Regions from separate parts of the Homo sapiens genome. Here region 2 is linked to region 1. A link is a loop called in an ENCODE intact Hi-C map of the cell type or tissue named here. Cell type or tissue: dorsolateral prefrontal cortex. All regions are shown on one strand. Each heading gives the region's core, and the rest is flanking DNA. Links, peaks and the distances in the headings are about the cores only. Region 1 overlaps MB21D2 (Mab-21 domain containing 2). Region 2 overlaps FGF12 (fibroblast growth factor 12).

Region 1 (8,344 bases), core at 79-8,078:
AGGAGGTTATAGATGTCACCTAAGATAGGATCTTTCATTTGTGACGCCTTTTCGTGAGTTACTGTGCCAGATGCTTCACGGTTGACCCTTGAACAACACAGGTTTGAGCTGCACAGGTCCACTTATAGGTGGCTATTTTTCAATCAAATACAGATTGAAAATATACTATTTGCAGGATATGAAACCCACTTATACAGAGGACCAACTTGTTGTGTAAGTGGATTCCACAAGGTCAGCTATGGGACTTGAGTATGGACACATTTCAGCATATGTAGGAGCTCCTGGGACCAAGGGACGATTGTGTATTGTTGTCTTGTTTAGGAAGAAAGATACACCATGAACACAGCCCACAATGACAGTAGATGTCGAAAGTGCTAATTTAGTTCAGGTCAAGACCCTCCACTAGGATGTACAGGTTGTTCATTCCATGGGGTACCTGGGTGAGAGGACAAGAAAGAGCTAGAATCCAGCCTGCCCTCTGCCTGCCACCCTGTGTGTCGTGCCACACGATGGCATTCACTCAGAGGAAGCAGCCTTGACTAGCAGCAGTCTTGGTACAGCCAGGGGAGAGAATACTTCATTCATTTCCCTTCATCTAACATGTTTTGTGTGCCTTGCATGTGCTAGAGGCTTTAAATAGATTATCTTGTTTAATTAAATCTTTAAAATAACTCCGTGGAATCTGTGTTTATTTGCTCTTCCAGTTTATGTGTGGTAGGAAAAGGGAAGAACATATGGGGAACATGAGCTAAATATCTACGATGCGCTTAGACACTTCATAGCAATCCTGTAAGGGTGGGTTTTTATATGCGTTTACTTACTTTTCATCAATTTGTTTGTTTTTTAATAGATAAGGAATTGGAAACTCAGAGAGGTTAAGTAATTTGTTAGCCTCACTTGAATAGTAAATGACAAGCCCAGGATCCAAGCCCAAGCCTATGTTGAGTCCAGTGTTCTTGCGTACATATCAGTGTCAAAATGGGGAAATACTAAGAAAGACTCCTTTGGAGTGACATCTTTTAAATCAGCCCTGTTACTATATATATATTCTGGTCAATAGGGCATTACCATTACCATACGTGAATTAATCAGTCTTCTAAAAAAATAAAATTATATGCAGTTGTCTCAAATTATGCAAAATAAAGCAGACTCTTTGACATATAAAACATATTATCCTAATTGTGAGTACTAATAACTCAGAATATTATTGAAAAACTGGAAAGCTCCGTTTTTGTCTTCTGTATTTCCAGGGTCTTACAGTCTATTTGGGAATACTAATGGCTCTATCAAGGCAGACCAGGCCCATTCTTCTTTATGATAAATGTGGATGGTCAGACATGTTCTGCCAGTTGTCCCAGGTCCCACTAAAGATTTGACCAATAAAAATGAAAAACTGGCACATTGCCCTGAGACCTCTGCTACTTCCCTCTTAAGCCATTGTGCATTGTCATGGGGAGATCAGGACATATGTGTTATTCTGGTCTTTGCGCAAATGTTGGAATGCAACAATGCTGGTAATCTGTCACTAAGGCCGTATGACCCCACATGAGTGATTTCTCCTCTTGGAACCAGTTTTTTCTTCAGATAGATGATTTCTGGGCATGAACGAGGAAAGGCCTAAAATCTTTTCCAACTGGGGTCATTAAGAATTTCATGGATTAGTGACTTTCTTAGAAAAAGGTGGCTATGCCCACATCTCAGACGTTCCTCAGAATGTCAGGTAAGCTTGACAAAAATACTTCCACCCTGGAAACATAAACCATAATATTTTTATAGGAAGGTTTTATATTGTTTATTGTCAACCAAGGAGACTTACCCTAGGGGATGCATCAGAATGAAAGAAGGACTTTGTCAACATCATCACACCGTGTACCCTTCCTGCCATTAAAACCCACTGCTGGAATAAGGCACTGTTTGTTACTGGTATGTGCTACATGAGTTGGAGCTAAAAAAGGAAACTCTTTTATATGAAACAATGACTATTACTGAGATATTCAGGCATATAGTCAAAGGTATATAAAAAGATAAAATTTATCTAATTTTGTAACTTTAATTATAAGACATAAAAATTTTACTTCTTTTATAAACCTTTCTCCCTTCAACATATGTAAGTGTGTGTGTGTGTGTGTGTGTGTGTGTGTGTGTGTATCTGTTTTAAAGAAGTCTATACAGGTACTATTTTGACTTACCTACTTAGTATTTCTTGAACTCTCTGAGTTTTCACAGACTTACTGGGGTGGGGTTGTAAAGACAACAAGAAATCATACTTAGTTTTTGTGCTCTAGTATTAGCAATCTGGCATTATATGTTTGCATGATGAAGGTTTGCAGTTTCAATTTAGTGGAATATGATATAGTTTTATTCACTAGAACATAAGTCAGGGACAGAGTTCCATTTTTCACTTGATATTCTAAAGATAATCAGTAAATAACTGAAAGCATGACGTGAAACACATTCCTTAAACTTAGGACCTGAGTATCTATATAAAAGGGTACTATTAAGATATTCTTAAGTAAAAACTCTGAAATATATCAAAACCAAGAAACAGTGAATTACAGGAAAAGAGGTTGAGTGGCAGTTTTACTTAAGAACAAGCATATGCCAGTGCCTCCATGAAAAGAAGAGACCCACCCAAGGGAATAGCTATCCTCTATCCTTCCTTTTTTGTTTTGCTGCTAACAAGCTCAGTGGTGTATGTGCATCTTCCTTCTGTTCCCACTCATAGCTTTGGATAATCTAACAGCTAAACAGCCAGAGTCACTAGATCTTATCCTCCAGTAATTACACAGAAAACCTCGGATCATTGCAGAGATGGCACTTGTTGGAACTGATCCCTACAGCCAAAGCGTACAGTTGAAAATTTTCCCTCCTCTGTCTTTTTCCCTTCCAGCCCTGTGTTTTGGTTGCATGGCAACCCATCTGCCATGATAGCTGATGTCAGCTCATTTTCACTTAAACTTAGCCCAGGAAAGTTTTCAAGGAAGACATTTGGGCTTGTATAACGCTGGGGAAGGCTCGAGTTCTGTTACCATATCGTTTGTAAAATTGCAGACTAATGGGCTCAGGGAGGCTAAATGGAAATGTGGATGTAGGAAGGGATTAGCTTCTGGAACAGTGTGGCCTTAGGGACTTTGTTTCTTATAGGGGCTTAGTAAATGTGTGTCTGCAATACTCTTTCTGCTACTAAAGGGCTTTCTTCACTTTAAAAGGAATAAGAAGTGTTCAAAATTACCCTATCTCCTGAATATTAGAATTTAGCCAAATACTTGATGTTGACTCCTTTGAATAAAGGGTCAACATTTTAACGAGATGCATAAGCATCATTGAGAGGAAAGAGAACCTTTTATCATTGGCAGGAATTTTCTAGTGTGTATATTGACAAGTGAAAACAGGTTAAAACTTCTTAAATCCAGCAGAGGGCAGAAGGGAGTTTTAGCTATGGCTTACCCAAGACTCTCCAAACAAGATTGTAACAATCCAAGGCAAAATTCAGTGGCACTTTTGTAGACAAATTATCTCCAGGTTGTTAATGCACAAGTTACCCTGATTATATAGACGAGTCTTAGTTGGTGGGCTCAAAGCCAGTTTGCTTCTGTCCAGGACAAAAGCATATATAGGATTTTGAGTTAGTTACGCCTAAGAGGAGACAACAGTGTGTACTCAAATAACAATATCACTTTAATAGATTCAGATCTTATTTACTAACCACAACACAGCATTTCACAGTACTTCTCACGTATATTTATGGTATTCTGAATGGTAGAATGAAAGGATGTTTGAAATAATGAAGAGTAAACGATTTCATTATCAAATATATCTCACTGAAACTGACTGTTCCAACATGTGAGTTCATAAAATAATGAAAATGATTTTCACAACCTAATCTGGAATCTGAGAAATCAATTTTATCCTTTAAAGCAATAACCAAAACGTGGGATGGTAGTATTTCTTTACATGGCAAAGATGAGGTTAATATTAAAACATAATGACATTTGAGAAATGGATCTTTGTCTTGGCATTTATAAGAACTTTCAATCCGGATTAAGTTTGGCTTTAAAAAAGAAAACACTTTAAAAAGGAAAAACATATTTTCCATGCTGAAGACGGTTTTTGTTTGGGTAGTAGGTAGTATCTTCTGTTTTGCTTGGATAGTATTTAGTGTAGTATGTTGGGTTTCTCAGGACGCAGCCTCTGAAATGGAGTTAGGATGTTTATGAAGCAGCACCCTTGGGATCTACACCTGTCGAAGTGGGGAAGGAAGCAGGTTCAAGTAGGAGAAGCTGAGCTTCCCTGCAGGCGCATCATTCGCCACAGCCAACCCCACTGGGAACTCAGAGTTTGAGTGGCCCTTCAGAGTATCCTGAGCTGGGACACTCCCACACCGATCAGTTATTGGATGTGCACCTGCAACCCCCATCCCAGCCACAGGACCTGACCTGGCTAAGACAGCCCTTTGCAGCTGAGACAATCCTTAAGGGCTAGCATTTAAGCAGCTGGAAGTCCTTTATTGAAGAGGGACCTGGATGCCGTATCACAGTGCAGATAGTGTGAGAAACAGCCAAGAAGTCAGGTTTGTTGGATGTTCTTTCTGATGAATTGTTGACACTATAATGTTGGCTAACTTACGGTTTTAAAAAGAAAATGATAACTTGCCATATTTCTGTGTGTAAAGAATTGTACTAAATAAAAGACTTTTTCATGGTTAATGTGGTTTGGAAAATAGGATTTTAAAGAGCATATTTTAATAAATGAGCGTTAAATTTTAAAGTATAATTGTCTTAGTTCATTCAGGCTGTTATGTCAAAGTACCTAAACTGAGTAGCTTATAAACAGCAGGGATTTATTTCTCACCATTCTGGATGTCAAGAAAGCCAAGATCAAGGTGCCTGCAGATTCATTGTCTGGTGAGGGACAGCTTCCTGGTTCATAGATGGCTGTCTTCTCACTGTGTCCTCACATGGCAGAAGGGGTAAAGAAGCGCTCTGAGGTTTCTTTTATAAGGGTACCAATCCCACTCATGAGGGTTCCACTCTCACGCCTGATCACCTACCACAGGCCCCAGCTCCTAATACTATCACATTGAAAGTTGGGATTTCAACATGTGAGTGGGAGTCACGAACGTTCAGAGTATAACAATAATAGTAAGAAAACACAGGCATATGGTTTATTTGATTTGGGATTGTCCTATGAAGAGCAAACTATGAATTATAATGAATAATGGAATATTATAATACTTTGTGGTAGGTCTTGATCTTTGGGGAAACACTGTTAAATAAATCACAGGATGACGCTGGTAGTTTGTCAGAGAATCAAGCGTAAGCAAGTATATAATGAAGGAGGGAAAATGTATATGTTGTTTATGGAACAGTCATTTAAGTCTAGCCTTTAAGAATTTATGTTAATTCCATCTATTAATGCTATCTACCTATTAATTTCATGCATTTTTTCCCTTATCATTTAGTCATAGCTTGAATTATGTTCCTACTGCATGCACGGAGTCTTCTATACCTGCTTAATACATGAGACATGGTTCTCAAAAGGACCCACAATCTCTTAAAAAATCACATTTGTTAATATCATCGCCAATTTAATCAGAAACGTATACAATTCGAGAAGATGTCACGCTCATGGTGCGGAGTTTTCTAAATTTAATTTTCCCTTAGAAATTTCAGCTTTATCATTGGCAATAAATATTGTCAGTAGTTTCCTTGAAGCCAGGCTCATTTTGTTCATTTCTGAAGAAAATGTCTACCAAATACCCAAATCTAAATAGCCATAGTTTTCTGTTGTTCTTTAAAGTAAAAATGGCGTTCCATGAACAAAGAGGCTAGTTCAGCTCACAACTCAGTTACGTGAGTGCTTTTCCTGAAGACAGATTTCCTATTTCAGTATGAGGAAGACGGGTTTTATGGTTATTTCCATTTCATCACACAGACTATTAGGAAGATAGTCTTTCTAATGGCTCAGAGGTTGAGATTCAATAAAATAACTTATTTTTCTTCTCCATCAAGGATTTTCTTAAGTAAAACTGGGTTTTTTAAAAAAAAATTGCTAATGCATGTCAGTGGTAAAGAACCTACTGACTGCTAGTACAGTTTGGCATCAGTGTCTTTGCTGCTAAGGCACTGGCAATATTATCCTCCCTTGTTTCTGTGCCATTAGTACAATGGCAACACAGTAAAAAAGTCAGACAAGACTGGGCGTGGTAGCTCATGCCTGTAATCCCAGCACTTGGGGGAAGCCGAGGTAGGAGAATTGCTTGAGGCCAGGAATTTTAGACCAGCCTGGGCAACATAGCAAGACCCTGTCTCTTAAAAAAAAAGTCAAACAGTGTGTTAGTATTATTATAAAGAGAGTTATGAACTCATTACCCCTGAAAGTGTCTCCAGCCCACACTGAGAACCGCTGGTACAAAGAAGAGTGTAAGCGCAAAGAGCCTGGGGAAAGAAAACCGCTTAGGCAATAGATAAAAAAGGCCGAACTTCATATGATGGCAGGAGAGATGGAGAACAGGGAAGGAAGTGAGAAACCCTGGCAGAGGTTCCATGGAAAAGATTTGGCAGTAGAAGGGCAGCAAAGAGTTGAAATGTACTGAGGTTTTCAGTCTGCATAACTGAGTGGATGGCAATTCCATTAACTGAGATGATGACTGGGGGAAGAGGGGCCCTGTTTTATTATTGAAAACGATACTGCTTTTCACACTGAGAGAGAAAAATCTATCATAATTCTTGCATTTGGAAAAGGGTGGATTCTAGCACTAGTGAGAAAGTACTGTTGGCCAGGTCTCTGCAGCAGCCTGAGATTTGATTTAGTACTGATAATGAGTTTTGGTTCTTGGAACATCAGAGCATTCTGTTTCATGCATAAGACTCTTATGTCTGTGTTTCCTGTAATAGTGTTGTTTTTTTCTTCTTTATTTCCAGGAATGGTGCAAAAGCTGGACCAAAAGCTTCCAGTGGCTAATGAATACCTGTTGCTCTCTGGAGGTGTCCGGGAAGGCGTGGTGGACCTGGACTTAGATGAGCTTAATGTCTATGCCCGGGGTACTGACTATGATATGGACTTTACCCTCTTGGTGCCAGCCCTCAAGCTGCATGACCGTAATCAGCCTGTGACACTCGACATGCGCCACTCAGCCTTGTGCCACTCTTGGCTGAGCCTTCGGCTCTTTGATGAGGGGACAATCAGTAAATGGAAAGACTGCTGCACCATTGTAGATCACATCAATGGTGCCACCAACTACTTCTTCTCACCTACCAAAGTGGCTGACTGGTTCTATGACTCTATCAGCATTGTCCTATCAGAAATACAGAAGAAACCCCAGCGAGGGATGCCAAAGGTAGAAAAGGTGGAAAAAAATGGGACCATCATCTCCATCATTCTGGGTGTAGGGAGTAGTCGCATGTTGTATGATATTGTCCCTGTGGTATCTTTCAAAGGTTGGCCTGCAGTGGCCCAGAGCTGGCTCATGGAGAACCACTTTTGGGATGGGAAGATTACTGAGGAAGAGGTCATCAGTGGGTTTTACTTGGTGCCTGCTTGCTCCTACAAGGGTAAGAAGGACAATGAATGGCGGCTGTCCTTTGCCAGGAGCGAGGTGCAGTTGAAGAAGTGCATCTCCAGCAGCCTCATGCAGGCCTATCAGGCCTGCAAAGCCATCATCATTAAACTGCTGTCCCGGCCCAAGGCTATTAGCCCCTATCACCTGCGGAGCATGATGCTCTGGGCCTGCGACAGACTTCCTGCCAACTACTTGGCTCAAGAAGACTATGCAGCCCACTTTTTGCTGGGCCTCATCGATGACCTGCAACACTGTCTGGTCAACAAGATGTGCCCCAATTATTTCATCCCTCAGTGCAACATGCTGGAACATCTGTCTGAGGAGACAGTCATGCTTCACGCCCGGAAGCTGTCCTCTGTGCGCTCAGACCCGGCAGAGCACTTGCGCACCGCCATTGAGCATGTCAAGGCAGCCAACCGGCTGACACTGGAGCTCCAGAGGCGAGGTAGCACCACCAGCATCCCCTCTCCACAGTCTGACGGAGGGGACCCCAACCAGCCTGATGACCGTTTGGCAAAAAAACTGCAGCAGCTAGTGACTGAGAACCCGGGAAAGTCAATCTCTGTCTTTATCAATCCTGACGATGTCACAAGGCCCCATTTCAGAATTGATGACAAATTTTTCTGAGTGTTAGCTGACTTTTTTTTTTCCTGATTCTTAAACTCTGATAATGTGTCGTGTGGTTTGTGATGCTATCTTTCTGTTTTTTACATATCCAGCCTAGATTGGATTTGTTAAGAACAAATTTTAAGTTTCCTGGTTCTGCAGGATGGTGCAGGCTCT
Region 2 (8,344 bases), core at 138-8,137, 330 kb after region 1:
CTACACTGGTGTAGCTGGACTGGATGACCGGAGAGGCCTGACCCAATACGGACAATAAGGGAGTGTGGTGTCTACAGATTTAAAAATATTAGGCTGGGTGCGGTGGCTTATGCCTGTAATCCCAGTACTTTGGGAGGCCGCGGCGGGCAGATCCCGAGGTCAGGAGATCAAGACCATCCTGGCCAACATGGTGAAACCCCGTCTCTACTAAAAATGCATAAAATTAGCCGGGCGTGGTGGCAGGCGCCTGTAGTCCCAGCTACTCAGGAGGCTGAGGCAGGAGAATTGCTTGAACCCGAGAGGCAGAGGTTGCAGTGAGCCGAGATCACACCGCTGCACTCCAGTCTGGTGACAGAGCGAGACTCCATCTCAAAACACAAACAACAACAAAAACAAAATTAATAAAGTGAAATACAATCTATAGGCTTTTTTTGTTTTAATCAGCATGTGCAGGTACTTGATAACATACTCTTCCCCTTAAAAATCTTCTGTTGCAGTTGCTTACAGTTGAGTTTTTAGAATAAATATGTAAGCTTGAAATTCTCACATTTTAAAATCATGTATCCTTGAACACACTGTATTCTATCTATATGAAAGCTAATTTAGAGACTTCCCAGTTCCACAGTCGGTCCTCAATACATGCAAACTCAGCTACACATGTTCATTTTGAGCATAAATTAGCCATGGCTCAGAATATCCCAGCTCACTTTGAGAGCAGCTTATATCTATCAATTCCTGGATTTAAATAGTAGATTTGAAATCAACAATAATAACACAGTTTGTGAAGATGAAGAAGTAATTTGAGTTACTTCAATTCTGTGACCACTTGAAGAGCTTTTGTGCCTAGCATTTAAATCAGTGAAATAAAATATGAACCATGGTATACAATTTTTCCCTTTTCTAAAAAGTATATGAATGTAATTGTTTTATTTCTTCTCATTACATTATTTTTATTTTACTGCTGGTTTCATTATATATAGAATTGAATAAACACTTTTTCACTGTTTGCAAATTTCTCTATTAGTATTATGATTACAAATAATTTTGTTGCATATAGGAGAGAAATGTTAAAAAGTAATTTTTTTCTGGTGTCATATGTAGTAATTATACCACTGCTTGGCTCCTAAAGCTAAGAATAGAAATAGGGACTCAGAGAAAGCTCTGTTCCCGGGCTGAAAACTGCATCTGAATAAAACATTCCCAAGAAGTACATGTCTGCAACCTGAGCGAGTATGATGTTTATGGAGCATCTAATCCTTGCCAGGCACCGTTCCTAGTACTGGTAACATCACAATGAACAGGCCTTGAAGAGCCATACATTCTAGTGGGGAGAGAGTGAAAGTCATCATGTAAAGTAAAATACTTTAAATGAAACAACCAATGAAATAAAACTGCACTGGGGATAATAAAGGGTGGAGGAGAGGTAATTTCAATAGGTGGTCAGGCAAGATGTCTGGGGAAGTGCCATTTGATGAGAAGCCGGAGGTGTGAAACTGTGGAGGAGGAAGAGTGAAGACAGAAGGGTCAGCCGCAGCACAAGCCCAAGGAGGTCATGCTTCATTTGTCCAGAAGATGGAGAAAGGGCTACAGTGACTGGCGTAAAATGAACATGGAGAATGAAGAGATTAGTTTTCCCTTGTGGGAGAAAAAGCCCAAGGAATAACTGACGTACCCTGATAATGATGAATGTTCACGACAGTTATCAAACTCCGTTACTAGGCCGGGTGTGGGGGCTCATGCCTGTGATACCAGCACTTCAGGAGGCCGAGGCAGGAGGATCACTTGAGGTCAGGAGTTCGAGACCAGCCTGGCCAACGTGATGAAACCCCATCTCTACTAAAAATACAAAAATTAGCTAGGTGTGGTGGCGGTCAACTTTAATCCCAGATATTCGGGGGGCCGAGGCAGGAGAATCACTTGAACCTGGGAGGCAGAGGTTGCGGTGAGCCAAGATTGTGCCATTGCACTACAGCCTAGGCAGACAGAGTGAGAACCTGTCTCAACAACTACAACAACAACAACAACAACAACAAAGTTCCATTACTAAAACAAGATATTTAATAGAGCCAATGTTGGATTTTCAAAGCATTGTAATGCATTTAGATTGTTCTCGCATGTCGTTTTGAATTAAAATATCTTCAGTGCTGAATTTTTTAAAAAAACCTCTTACCCTTTAGCTTCTGGAGGCCTTGAATGACAATAAATTTAATATGAGTAAAAAAATTGTTTTTAAGTTAAAGACTGATCTTATTATTGGCCTTTGATGATTTCATTGACTTCTTACACATTGCCTACTTTGATTTTTACCTCCAGAGAGGACATTGGAATTAGTTACACTCTCCAGCGCATCACACATCATTATCTTGGTTCAGTGAAAATGCATTTCTCTTATTTTGTCATACTCTTTCCCTTTATATCCAGTTCCATTCCCCTTCCCATCATGATATGCAGAATCTGATATGTGCCAAATATACACACATAGCTTTGTAAAACAGATAATTTTTATGTAGGCGTGTGTTTTAAATTTACATAAGTGGTATTATTATTGATCTCCTGACTCTTCATTCAACACTGTTTTTGAAGTCTATCCAGGTTCAGTTTATTGCACAGTGCCCACTTTTTATATCCATTACCTTTTATGTTTCCATCCCCCAGTGATGGACACCTAGGTTGCCTTCAGTTTCCACAACTACAAACATTGTGGGGACGGTTATTACACACATTCCTTTATAGACCTTGGGTAAATAGCACAGAACAGATTCTCTGGGTCATAAAACATAGAGCTACTTAATTTCACTTAGCCTAATTTAGATCTTACACAATTCTACTTAGTTTGGTAAACATACACACTTTTGTGTTGGCTGAGTAGGTTATTGTGGAGGACAAGCTCTGCTATTGATTGTCCTCTGGGAGCCAGGTTTCTCATCTTTTGAGAAAAAGTTACAGGTAAAGAAGGAAGGCTATCATGAGCCCTCTGGTATTTGATTGGATTTACAGGTATTAGTAGGAATTCATAGTATTTAATAGATAGACATACAGAGAGAAATACAGGTGTGTACATGCAGGTGTTAGCAAATGTACATTTATTTCCTAGATCTATTGGCTGAGAGGGTGTAGAAACAGAGGCACTCTGTTTATAATGAACACACTTAGCAACCAGATCTAAGTTTCATTTCTAAATTGCATTCTTTCATAAAAAGAGCCAGGACACCTTAGAGAAGTGCTAGATTGCAGCGCTGGGGAAGGGAAAATGTCAGATGAGCCTGGAGCATCTTGTGATACTAAAAAATGAGGACGTGCTTAAACAGGTATGAGGACTTGTCAAAAGAACACAGGAGCCTACCTAAAGGCTCTCGATATCCAAATCTGGAACAATTTGAGCATGAACATAATGGTAGTATTAGATTTTAATCCACGGGATAAAAGAAATAGCCGTGAATCTATACTGGTATAAATAAATAATCAAATAAATGAATGAATGGGGGAGAAGGGATCAGTCTTCTTTTCAGAAGAATTTCTATTAATAAATGTAGAAGGAAAAAGGGAAATAGAAAAATCACTGTTCCGCAAACCCCACGTTAATAATGAATGCAGATAATGTGCCTGATGGAGGCTAAAATCAGGGGGAAGTTTTTGAGAAGAACAGATATTTGTAGAGGCTCGGAGTCTCCTCCTCAAGATATATATTAACTACAAGTGAAAAGACAGTAACTTTCTGGAGAAGAAACCTGGAAGATGTCACCTTAACCAAGTGATCAAAGTTAATCATCACTAGTAGTAGACATATTAACATCAGCTCCTTGATATGATGTCTAAGAAGGACACAGCATGATTTTTGTGGCATCCTTTCAAAAAAATGCGTAGCCTCCATCTAATCATGTGAAAACAGCAGACAACCCTAAATTGTGAGACAGTCTACAAAATAACCCATCAGTATACTGCAGAAGTGTCAAGATTATGAAAGACAAGATTGAGAAAGTGTTGTATGTGATACACTGGAAGAGATGAAGGAGAAATGACAACAAATGCAATTTGGATCCTGGATAGGATTCTGAAATAACAAATGGACATCAGTGGGAAATCTGGTAAACTATGAATAAGGCCTATAGTTTAGTTACTATGGTACCAGTGTTAATTTGCTGGTTTGGATAATTGTACTGTGATTGTGTGAACTGTTAACATTAAGGGGAGCTAGATTAAGGATATACAGGAATGCTACTCATCTTTCAATTTTTCCAAAAAGATTGTCATTGAAACCATCAGACAGGAAACCCACTCTTTAGTCATAGAACTCCATGTCTCTTATGTATTCATGCAAAAGGGGGCTGTTTGAATTTCCGTGTCAGGACTTCCCCACTGTCGGGAGTGTACCATGGAAATTGGTGTCCTTGGTGAACCCTGGTCCAAGGTCCACGCCCTTTCATCCTCTGCCGAGGAGGGGAACTTTAGTAAATGCAAATAGCAAAGACATTTGAGATGTATATGGCCTGTTGTGCTCGGTGCCTGCCGCTGAAGACTTCTTTTAGAGCCTCTTCTAGATGTCAAAGCAAATGTGTTCTCTGAGACAGCTTTGCTACATGTTAAGTGTAGGACATTGACCTGGGAGTCAGAAGACCTGTCTTTAAGTTTGAGCTCTGCCATTTCCTAGCAGGGAGGCATTGGGCATTCAGTGGTTCTTCATGTGCCTAGTATTTTTATCTTTAAAACGGGCCTGAATCTTCTATTGCTAGGAATTCACAATCATGTAGTCCTCTTTTAAAAGACAAACAGAGACCTTCCTCTCTGTAAGTGTAGCTGTGTTTCTTGACATAGCATGTCAGAGGCAGCCAACCTGTGAATATTTCTTTCTTAATTATGGTAATTCCATATAACCTTCCACGTTTTCCTCTTCAGCACAGTGCTCTAGGCGTCCCGCTCACCTGTTCGGCGCACAGTCTGGCTAAAGTAGAACTCTGCTGCCATCATCTGGCCAATTCTAGGTACTGTAAGGCTGGGAAACTAACAAAAGAGTAAACAGATTCAGGAATTTACAGAATCATAGACCTCTAAGGAGGTGGGAGATCCCTCAGAATTCACCTAAGCCGATCCCTTTGTTAATAAGGAAACTGATGCCCATAGAGGGAGAGTGAACTGCCTTGTGCTACTTACTGATCAGTGGGAGAATTAGGAGCAGAACCCAGGCCCATGCAGTTGAAATTAATTTTCCGACATATATGATGATAGGAAAAAGATTCGAATACTACAAAATTTGAATAACTGAAAAAATTCTAAAACCTTTTGCACAGGGCCTCTCTAGATTCGTCTTCTTTTAAATTTACTCTATGCAGATGTTACAAACAATTAAGAAAAAACCTAAAAATTATAAATAAGAAGAGCCATTATCTATTGTTTGTATCATCTTCCAACAAAATGGATATTTTAACCCTAAAAAAAGGCAGAACATAGCTAAAAATATGTGGCGATATTATATTACTTTTTTTTCTCATTTCGCTGAGGGCTAATGCAACTTCTTTGCTGGTATAAATGTCTGTCTACAAACCACATTTGAGGGAACTAGTTATAATGAGGAGAAGCCAGGGGCTCTGGATTTTAATAACTGGGTCTGATTTCAACTCTTCCATACCCTGTGAGTGTGAAGTAATTTAACCTTGATCAGACCCCTGACCTTCTTTCTCTTGTCCCCCATTTCCTCATCTATGCTAGTGAATAGCTTCCTCACAGGAAATTTGCCAACATTAACTAAGAAAATTAAGGTAAAATTGGTGGTAACCTGCAAGCACAATAAGTATGCTTATTACTTTTTTATAATTATGGAGTAAATTGAGATGAGACAAAGAAATTTGTTAATGATATGGAGAGCTCTCAGGAACCCCTTTCGTCTTCTGCTGAGGAGGGACCCTTTGGTAAATGCAAACAGCAAATACATTTGAGAGGTATATACCTGTTGTGCTCGGTGCCAGCCACTGCATATGTGTGAATTTATTACATGTTTAATTTTGTCTCTGAGTGCGTGTGTGTGTGTTTAAGTGCTTTCCTGAGGATCTCGAAGACCACGCATACATTCTGTGATTTGCTGGAAATACTCACAGGATTTAGTAGATATCGTCATGTGAATGACATAACAGCATTACAGTCAACAAGAGACTTGCCTGTATGATGGTAATCCTATAATGTTATAATACCTTATTTTTACCGTATGTTTTCTGTGTTTAGATATGTTTAGATACACTAATACTTACTGCTGTTACAATCAGCTGTGGTGTTAAGTGCAGTAGCATGCCGTACAGGTTGGTAGCCTAGAAGCAGTAGGCTATGCCACATAGCCTAGGTATGTAGGAGGCTGCACCATCTAGGTTTGTGTACGTATGCTCCGTGGTGATCGCACAATGCTCACAGTAGCGATCGCCTGATGATGCATCTTCCAGTCATTAAGCAATGCATAAGCATAGTTGCACTATCCACTGAAGTTTATTGCAGGGAAAGGAAATATAACAGGATCAATAGGGGAAAAGATACTCAGAGACTGTAGAGATTCATGCGGAGGCTTCTGATGTTTTCTGTCTCCTCTGAGGGAGCACTGAGGGTGCTCTTTTCTTCAGCAGCAAAAAAACGCAGTAACATGTATACAATGTTTCTTCCCAGGAAGCTCATTAGAGACAGAGCATGCAAGGAAATTACCTGACTTGGGAGTGGGGGTCGGGGAGGGCGACAGTCACGTAGGCACCCTCTGCCTAGCAGCTATCAAAATTTAAGAAAAGTAGCTATTCAGCATAAATCGCATTGTTTGTATAGACAGTCTGTGCACAGCAAACCATCTTTATCAGAGAGAGAATGGAGGGAACTCTCCATCGACCAAGTTTCCAGACGCCAGCCCAGGGCCAACCTTTCAAGACAGACACTCTAGAGACAGCAGCCTCAGTTCCACTTTCTTAACTTTTTTCTGCACAGTCAAGATAATTTCTACAGATTCTGAGTGTAGGGCAAGTCTTGGGTTTATTTTTATCAATATGGTTTTAAAAATTCATGTATTCACCTTATATCCATATGTTAATTCTCAACTTTTACCTGATTGTATATTTTTAGACGGTGTTTCGGAATTTGGGATTTTTGGAAGAAATTTAAATATTTCACTGTTGCCAGGCTATTTCTTTGAAAAGTTAAGTCTTCAGTGGACTCAAACATAGAGAAGTTTTATATTGCCTTATTAACCAGCTAATTTGCATTTAACTTAAGAAAAAGTTCTGCAAGGTAAAAATTCTTCTATAAGTTTTTAACAAATAATTGGGATTTAATCTGCCCCAATTTAGATGCCAGTGAGGAATTTACATTATTATACACCCACAGAAATATCATTATATAATGTTAAATTGAAGTTGTACTGTGTTATATTAATTAAAACATACATGATCTGTAATAAGAAAGCACGGGATATTTGGGGGCCTTTTCTCATTAAAATCAGATCACAATGAGATAGGAACTTCTCCTCCACTTGATGCTTTAGCTTTGCTCATTCAGCTCTAGGGCATTTTTCTTCTTAACAGCCAGACCTCTCAGAGGTGTGTCTGCACCTACTGTCTCTATTGCCACACCTGTTTTTAACACATTCAGGCAGGCTTGCACTACCCTTCCCCAGTCCACAGGAAAAAGCTGTAATCCAGTTGTGTAAAGCAGAGCCCCTTCTCCCAAAGGAAACTTCTGCCATTCGGTCCAGCAATCCTGCTACTAGGTATCTACTCAGAGGAAAAGAAGTCATTATGTGAAAAAGAGACTTGCACATGCATGTCATTACAATTAGCAATTGCAAAAATATGGAACCAGCCCAAATGCCCATCAATCAATGAGTGCATAAAGAAAATGTCATACACACACACACACACACACACACACACACACACACACACACACACCATGGAATACTACTCAGCCCTAAAAAGGAATGAAATAATGGCATTCACAGCAACTTGGATGGAGATGGAGACCGCTATTCTAAGTGAGGTAACTCCGGAATAGAAAACCAAACATCCTATGTTCTCACTTAGAAGTGGGAACTAAGCTATGCGGATGTAAAGGCATAAGAATGAGACAGCGGACTTTGGAGGCTCAAGGGGAAGGGTGGGAGGGGGGTGAGGGATACAAGACTACCCACTGGGTACAGTATACACCGCTTGGGTGATGGGTGCACCAAATTCTCACAAAATCACCACTAAAGAACTTATCCATGTAACCAAACACCACATGTTCCCCCCAGACCTACTGAAACTAAAAACAGCAACAGCAGCAACAACAAAACTCATCCCTGGGCCCCACCCTGAGCAGTGTAATTGGAATCTCTAAGGGTGGACCC

The links. A loop is a pair of places that touch in the nucleus more often than their neighbours do. Peaks named below come from ENCODE experiments on the same cell type or tissue, not always from the same donor. Only the 100,000 strongest peaks of a DNase experiment are listed, where the experiment ranks them.
Region 2: it touches region 1 in a loop (17-fold over the local background); 68 of 110 quality-filtered maps call a loop at or near these places.

The regions. Positions count from the first base shown.
Region 1 is chr3:192,798,230-192,806,573 of GRCh38, reverse strand. MB21D2 (Mab-21 domain containing 2) reads left to right here. Exons shown (of 2, transcript NM_178496.4): 2 at 6,924-8,344. The coding sequence ends at 8,188. Among named protein-coding and RNA genes, the nearest start is that of FGF12, 75 kb to the right of the region's middle. In dorsolateral prefrontal cortex, for the core only: CTCF peaks have their summits at 3,211 and 3,412 (motif pointing right); no DNase peak of the experiment used is centred there; H3K4me3 peaks cover 327 bases; H3K27ac peaks cover 527 bases.
Region 2 is chr3:192,464,063-192,472,406 of GRCh38, reverse strand. The region is part of intron 2 of FGF12 (fibroblast growth factor 12); the gene reads left to right. Among named protein-coding and RNA genes, the nearest start is that of FGF12-AS2, 47 kb to the left of the region's middle. RefSeq lists a silencer at 4,813-5,107. In dorsolateral prefrontal cortex, for the core only: CTCF peaks have their summits at 4,770 and 4,975 (motif pointing left); a DNase peak (open chromatin) is centred at 4,946.